Regions from separate parts of the Mus musculus genome. Here regions 1 and 2 are each linked to region 3. A link is a loop called in an ENCODE intact Hi-C map of the cell type or tissue named here. Cell type or tissue: heart. All regions are shown on one strand.

Region 1 (2,500 bases), 55 kb after region 3:
GGCGCTGTGCATGGACGCCTCTCCATCCGCTCATGTTCAGTTCCAGAACAGTCTGTCCTTTCATGGCGCTGAGGAATGAGCGCCAGCTCTGTGCGCCCGGCATGCAGGGCATCCTCTGTCTGAGAGCCAAGGCCTGTTCCCAAGTTCCTCGATGGTAGCCATGGATACGGCTGCATGGGGGTGGGAGGCCTGTGAGAGGCCTTTGTCTCTGGAGACGCTGTGGAGGGAGGCCACGGACAGCTGGCTTCTGGGCCCACCAAAGAGAGGAAAGGGATGGTAAGAGACCGGGCCAGGTGTGGATCCACTGCAGAAAGCATCCCAAACTTCTCAGCTCTCTTCTAACCCTGTTGCGTGTTGCCTGACAAGTATTTGTGCTTCTGGTCCTGCAGCCGTCCATAGGCAACCTGTGGTGACTTGATGCAGTGGCTGGGTTGGCATGTGGCTCGGTGGAGTAGGGGAGACAGAAAGACAAGCTTGGAAACTGTCACTATGACCTAAGTGACAACGGAGCGACAGGGCCCCAATGTCTAGTTTCAGGGATTCTCCTAGGACTGTGCACTGTAGGCTCACACTTGCTTGTCTGAAGGATACTTTAGACCCCTTCCTAAGTACATGATCATGTTTTAAGGTCCCGATAGCATGTTCTTGGATTGATAACAATGGTTATTATCTCCCGGGGCATCTGCTTAAATCACCCATCCATTGTATATCAGTTATTGTTTATATGGCTTCATCTCTCCCTGACAGCAATCTTAGAGTGGGTATTATTATTTCCTTTAATCAATCAGAACAGCAGCATTTCTTCTTCTCTTCTTCCACTCTGGGTCGTCTGTTTCCAAAGCTTGTAATTCATTATATGCGCTCAGGTTGAAACCGTCCTTGTGTACCTTTAATTGTCACAAAACAGGTATTCAACTTTTGTCACCACCTCGTCATCTCCGAGGGTATAAATGACTCTCTGAAAGGTGATAGCAGTTAAGGAGAACACAATATGCAGAATGAGATGTGGCTGGCAAGGATATTGATCCATATCAGGCGGCATTACCAGAAATACAGGGTCTAAACCGACGGAGTGGAGTACCCTGTACCGTCCTGTACCTCAGACTGCTTTTCTGGGTGACACAATTAAAGAGCGGTACAGACGACCGGGCATTGCAGAGGAGTCGGAAATGTTAAAGGGTCATCTGACTTTGACCAAAAAACCAGTGCAGAATAAAAAAACAAACAAACAATCAAACAAACCCAAACAAAGTGGAAACCTTTCCTATGCTGAAAAACCGGAGGAACTGGGGTCAGTTGGCTTCGAGAAGAGTCTGGATGCTCTGGCGCCACGTGTGGCTGAGGCGGTCTGGCAGGGAGGAAAGGGGGAGCTTCCGTGTTTGAAACGCTGTGGCAAGAATGAGGTTCTCCAGTGTGGTAGGTTGAATACTCTGGAGCCATCTAAGGGTATCTCGACCTGTTCAACATAGGGAAGGCCTTGCTAGTATTTGGAGCTGTTCATGAGGGAGCAGTCAGCTCTGTGGGGGAGGGAGGGAAGCAGAGGCAGGAATGGATGGTGTGTGAGAGTCAAGGGACTTCCAACCAGCAGCACGCACAGTCCATCCGCTAACTTCCCATGAGAAACGCCCCTCCCTTTCCATTGTCTTTCCCCTAAGGTCTCCTTTGACTATAACCTGCTGTCTTTGGTGGCCCTTACTCTTTTCTCTTCATTTGAGACATAATTATATTCTAAAGCATTTTAATACTACTCAGTGATGAGGTTTGTGAGACTTTCCTGGAGTGATTCTAAGTAGCAAGGCTCTTTGATTATACATTGGGCTTCTAACACAGAACATTTAAGAGCAAATCTCCACCCCCATGGAGAAGGCAATTTATTTTTATGCACTTGCTATTTCAAGTGTTCCTCCCTAATGACCAAATCCTGTCTTAATTTCCTCTTCTTGGATGGAACAGTTGCAAAATGGACTGTCTTGGACTCTTGTGTCCATGAATGTTGAATTTGCTTGTGCTGACACCAAATGTATATTTATATACAGACTGAACACTACCAGAAAAATTCTCCCTCACCCATGGGATGGAGCTGCATTTAATGGAGGAGACAGGCATTGCGTAAGATGCTGAGGTGAATATACCCAAGGTAGAACATAGAGCTGTTGATAACAAGCTCCAGAGGGAAGATTCCACCAGGGAGTCGTGGGTGGGAGGAGGGGAGGAAGAGAAAGAGGATTATGTCACTTAATTGTGGTGGGTAAGTCCCTAGAGATCTTATTTAAATAGTCAGAACCCCTTCAGGAGGTGATAGGCTTAGCATGCCCCAGCATACACCAGGCAGGGGGCGAGGGCGGGTGGGGGGGGCGCAGAAACAAAGCACAGCCACCACGTTCTGAAGCCCTGCTGAGCACCAAGTACCACAAACAGCACTGAAACACCCGCCCCTGAACACCAGGACCTTGGGGAGGAAAGAACACATCTGTACCCCAAACAATAGGTGCTTCACTGC
Region 2 (2,500 bases), 90 kb after region 3:
AGGGAAGGTAAGCGGATGATGTGCTCGAAAAGACCAAGCCGCTGAGGATACTGCCCTTGTCCTCCAGTCAGGACTGCATCTTAAACAGAAAAGCACTTGCCTTCTTTGCTACGACCTTGCTCTGTTTGTGTCTGTGCCGCATCTTGTCTATTTAACGGGAGACCAAAACGCTCCCATTCTCTCCTACAGCTGCTTCGCTAGCCTTGGCGGCTGACTTCAAAGTCAACTGGAGTATAAAGGTTGGGTCACATCCCTGAGACTCCGCATTTCTTATAACCAGAGCCCATCTTGCTTTCCCACTGCATCCAAAACACGGCTGGAATAGAGTTTTGTTTATTGAATTAATAAATAAAGGAAATGAACAAACAAAGTGAGGGAACTATAAAGCTTCAGAAATGAAATGAAATGGAGCAACAACTGCCGTTCCCACCACTCGTCCACATCCTTTGAGACATTAGGACTCCCTCCCAAACAAGCTCAGGGCTGTATTTGCATTGCTCAGTGACTTGTTATGAACCTCCTGTGGCCTCTCAAATTAGATATACATTATACCTATAAGTAAATCTTCGTTTTACATTCACACACATCTTTCCTAGTAAGGATGAGAAGAAAAAATTCTCCAGCAATGAAAAGGCTCCCTCACACTTCTCACGGAGCATTCAGAATGGACTCTACTTAATGCAAAGAGCATGGCCCACAAGCCACACACTGCATGCAGGCAGTGGGTTTCCACCCTGTCCATGTACCAAAAACCATCTGGGAGAATTTAGTTGGTCTGAGATGGGGCTTTGCATTGACTTTTTCTTTTCTCTTTAAGAGATGAAGTCCATGTAGTCCAGACTAGCCTCAAACTCCCGATCCTCCTGTTTCAACCTCCCAAGTACTAGGACTCTAGGTGTGTGCTACCATGTGTAGCGGCAGCAACATCTTAGAAAGCTTTCCAGCTGGTTGAAATCTGTCACCATCGTTTGAGCACTGTGAAGGCACGATAAAACTTCCGTATAAAACTTCCCGATGACTCAGAAAGGTAAGGAAGTCTCAGCTCTTAAAGTGGTCAGCCCAGAGGACAAGATAGTTTCTCTCCTAGCAACTCTTACTCTTCCCCCTGGCCCCTGGTCCCATCACCCCCACCCCCTCTAGAAGACATAGAACACATGGCTCATCAGGGAGAGATAGGAAACGATCATGATCATGTGCGCATTCCATGGGCTTCACTCACACAGTAGGGCCACAGGTGACAATAATCTAAGGTGTTTTTTAAGCTGCAAGAAACGACCTTCACATTCAGTGATCAAAAACAAGAAAGAAAAGCAGACTCCTTGCATCAGCGGTAAGGAAGGGATCCCAGACAGGAAGCAAGAGAGTTAGCTGGTCCCCTGGGGAGAGCTTCAGATGGGACAGCAGTCACTCAGCTGGTGGGGAAGTGAAAAGGGCCACTAGCAGCCACCTTGTGGCCTCCCATGGTGTTCTTTCTTGTTAGACAAGAGGAAAGTGGCCAAAGAAGGGGGAACCAAGGATGGAGGTGTAGCTCGGGTTAGGTGCTAGCTTTGGGGAGTTCCCTAGAGTTTGATCCACCGCGCTGTGGACTGAGGGGAGAAGTGAGAAGTTGCCATGCTAGGCTTCTGCACTGCTGGGGCTTACAGCAGGGTCCGAACCTGACACGTAGGTGGCTGCTGTCGGAACTGTATATTTGATGTGTACGTGTGTGCGTTTCTATGAAAAGGCAGCTCAGCTTTCATCATCTTCCCAAAGATTGAGTACGATGATAGCTGGTCATGAGTAATATTCACTTCAGGCAGAAAAAAAAAAAAAAGATCTGTCCCTTGTTCACCCTTGTCTTGTCTGCTTTGTCCAATCGGAGGTAGCTAGGCTCAGCTTGGTGAATTAGAGAGATGGCTAACAGCCATCCTGTTTGTCCCCAGGGCTATCACCCAAGATGCAGCTTCCCCACCATATCCAGAGAGCCCAAGCTTGGCTTAGCCGTGCTCATCAGCGTTGGTCCTCCATTCCAGCTTGGAGCTCTGCTCCCAGGGCATCTCTCACTTCCCCTTCATTCTTGGGCTCCCAAACTGAAATCCATTTCTCTTCCATTTCTACCTAGGTCCAGTGGCCTCTGCTCTTTCACCCCAAAGTTCAGTGGCCAGTATAGGATTCTCGAAAGGCCCTTCCCAGACTCTGGGTTCCTGATTACCACTCTGATTTACCACCTCCAACATCCCGAGATGCTCTCCCAAGGTCGTGAGCAAAAGGGTGGTGCCCTTCTCAGCCTCTTCTCACCCAGGACAGAGTCTGGGTCTTGCCCGTTAACTAATATATGTATATCTCTACACTGTTTTAGAGAAAACCACTTATCAGTTCTATCATCATCACCACCACCACCACCACCACCATCATCATCATCACATACACACAGGAAAGCAATGAGCTTTCCCTGTGTGGGGGCAGAAATTCTATTTAGTCTTGTTTATACAAACTGCTTATTATTCACGGTTCATTTCCA
Region 3 (2,500 bases):
GATTTCCACTTCTTTGATTTGCTGGAAAGCTTTCTCCTGAAAGAACCAAGCCGTACACACACGTTAGTGGAGCACGTGTCATTTCCAGGCAGTGTTTTGTTTTGAGACAGGGTCTCAAAAAAAAGTAGACCAGGCTGGCTTGAACTCATGATCACCTCTGCCTTGCTGTTTGGAGGGCGATTGCAAAATTGAGAGAGAGCGTTACAACTATAGTCTCAGTCGTGAAGGGCTCTGGTATTTCTAGAAGTTTCCCTCTAAAATTCAAGTTGTACCTGACTTTAGCCTGTCTGAGGGAAGCCTTGGGTGATCAAACACGTCAACGCAAAGACCCTTTTCTTTAGAACTACAGCCAAAGTTTGTCATCTATCAGAGGCAGCGGTGGGAGGCCAGCAGTGGGACAGTGGTCAGTGGGACGGTCAGAGCCCACAAGCAAACACACAGTTCTGAAATCTGGTGGAACGTCTATGAAGCACTGCAGTCCTGCCTCTCCACACATGCTGAAATTTTTAAAAGAAAGAGGTGTAATCAAGCCAGAAGTGGTGGGGCACGCCTTTAATTCCAGCACTAGGGAAGCAGAGGCAGGTGGATCTCTGAGTTCGAGGCCAGCCTGGTGTACAGAGTGAGTTTTAGAACAACCAGTGCTATGTAGAGGGACCTGCCTCAAGCAAGCAAACAAAAAAAGATTAAGACCATAGACCTTTTAAACATTTAACACACTATAGACCCTTTTAAACATTTAAGACCACAGACCTCAGATCTGTGCTTTCTGCCCCGTGGCCATATGGCTAGGACGTGTAATAAGCAACACAGTAAAACAGACAAAAAGAGCAAAAGTGTCTGGGTGTTGCCGAGGGAAGCTGTGACTTGCCGGCTGGCCTCAGTCACTGTAAAGAAAAGCATAAGGTCCAGCATGCCTCTTGCCCAGCCTTTTACCAGGCTGCTTGGCTATGGAGATGGAGATGAGGCTTGGTGACATAGCAACTGGGCTGGCTCATGAGAACCTAGTACCACCAGGGGGCACTACAGAGGCAACTCCAGCTTCCGATCCACCCAGCCAGGCTCTGGCGCAAAGATGAGGTTTGAAACCTTGTAACCCGTCATTCTCTCAAGGAGCCTTTTCTCCATAGGTCTGGGTCTCAGCTTTAGGAGTCTTTACAATCAGTTGGAAACACGTCTGCATACTTGTTGGTTTCTATCCCATTTGGCTGGATAATCTAAGGACTTAGCCTTGATGTGTATCATAAGGAGTTGCATATATTAAGCTAGTATAGCGCTGTGGCTGAAAGCAGAGACAATGCAGGAGATGGTCTCTCTGAAGTGCCGTTCATCCCTGGGAAGGAGGCTTATTCTGTATGGCTTAGAGAGAGGGGCAGTGTGTTTAGTTCTAAGAGGGTACAATCTGATCGCTCTAGAAAACAGAGTCATCAATGACTCCGATATTTCTAGAAGTTTCCCTCTAAAATCCAGGTTGTACCTGCCTTTAGCTTGTCTGGGGATTCACTGAGTAATCAAACATGTTAACACAAAGACCCCTTTTCTTCAGAACTACAGCCAGGGAACTTTCCCCAGGGAAGTCGAGACATGCCACCACTATCACAGGACTCCTCTAGTTATCCAGGGGAGCAGACATCTTCCTCGCTAACCAGCTTGCTGTCTTGGGGAGTCAATTACTAAACAGAAAGCATGGCGCAATCCAGTGAAAAGGTGCCTTCACCTACACCCTCTAAAGGGTTAGGACTCTTGCTTCAGTCACTGCCTTCTTTCATGGTGGGACAAGTGGGTGGCTAGAGAGACTAAGGTTGGAGTGGAAGAAGAAATAGAGAGGATACTAATGATGACTTGTTGTCGAGTGGAGAAAGATTGGGGCAATGCTTCAATCAATAAACTGCTTGCCACTTAGCATGAAGACCTGCGTTGGATTGATATCTCATGTAAAGAAGCTGAGAAGGGTACACGCGTGTTATCCCAGTGCCTAGGAGACATAGAATCAGCCAGCCTAGCCTATTCTACAAGCCCCAGGTCCATGATGGACCATTTTCTTGTTTTTTGGTTTTTTTGAAAGGTGGTTAGCTCCTGATAAACAAACAAGTTGCCCCATGGCCTCCTACAAACCTGCACATGCATGTCCACACGAACACACACATGTGTATATACTGACAGACACAGAAAGGAGTGTGTGTGTGTGTGTGTGTGTGTGTGTGTGTGTGTCTAGTAGGTTGAGAAGAAGTAAGGAAGTCAGAAATGCCATCCCCAAGTGCTGCCAGCAAGGACCCTCTGACAAGAGTGGCCCCCATTTGTCCTCTTGTGTTCCGGCATAGGCTAATTTCCATGCCGTTTGCAGTGTCGCGTGGGGGTGGTGTCAAACACTCATTGGCAAGCCGCATTTGTAAACTCCAGGCCTGTTTTGTCTCCGCCATGGAAGAAGAGACCCATAACTCACCTGGGTTTGTGGGAGGAGATAAGAGTTCACAGTAAGTCTGCGGCAGTGGAAGAAGCCATC

What was found. Hi-C counts contacts between places; a loop is a spot of excess contacts. Peaks named below come from ENCODE experiments on the same cell type or tissue, not always from the same donor. Only the 100,000 strongest peaks of a DNase experiment are listed, where the experiment ranks them.
Region 1: a loop joins it to region 3, with 1.8 times the contacts of the local background. A loop is called at or near these places in 6 of 42 quality-filtered maps.
Region 2: it touches region 3 in a loop (2.0-fold over the local background); 10 of 42 quality-filtered maps call a loop at or near these places.

The regions. Positions count from the first base shown.
Region 1 is chr16:38,673,620-38,676,119 of GRCm38, forward strand. The region is part of intron 1 of Arhgap31 (Rho GTPase activating protein 31); the gene reads right to left. Among named protein-coding and RNA genes, the nearest start is that of Arhgap31, 38 kb to the right of the region's middle. In heart, a CTCF peak has its summit at 1,327; DNase peaks (open chromatin) are centred at 102 and 1,472; H3K27ac peaks cover 656 bases.
Region 2 is chr16:38,707,915-38,710,414 of GRCm38, forward strand. The region is part of intron 1 of Arhgap31 (Rho GTPase activating protein 31); the gene reads right to left. Among named protein-coding and RNA genes, the nearest start is that of Arhgap31, 3.9 kb to the right of the region's middle. In heart, a CTCF peak has its summit at 1,453 (motif pointing left); a DNase peak (open chromatin) is centred at 1,437; H3K4me3 peaks cover 1,800 bases; H3K27ac peaks cover 956 bases.
Region 3 is chr16:38,618,232-38,620,731 of GRCm38, forward strand. It overlaps Arhgap31 (Rho GTPase activating protein 31), which reads right to left. Exons shown (of 12, transcript NM_020260.2): 8 at 1-36. The region is part of intron 2 of Gm36482 (a long non-coding RNA gene); the gene reads left to right. Among named protein-coding and RNA genes, the nearest start is that of Gm36482, 4.5 kb to the left of the region's middle. In heart, a CTCF peak has its summit at 1,013 (motif pointing right); a DNase peak (open chromatin) is centred at 1,010; H3K27ac peaks cover 313 bases.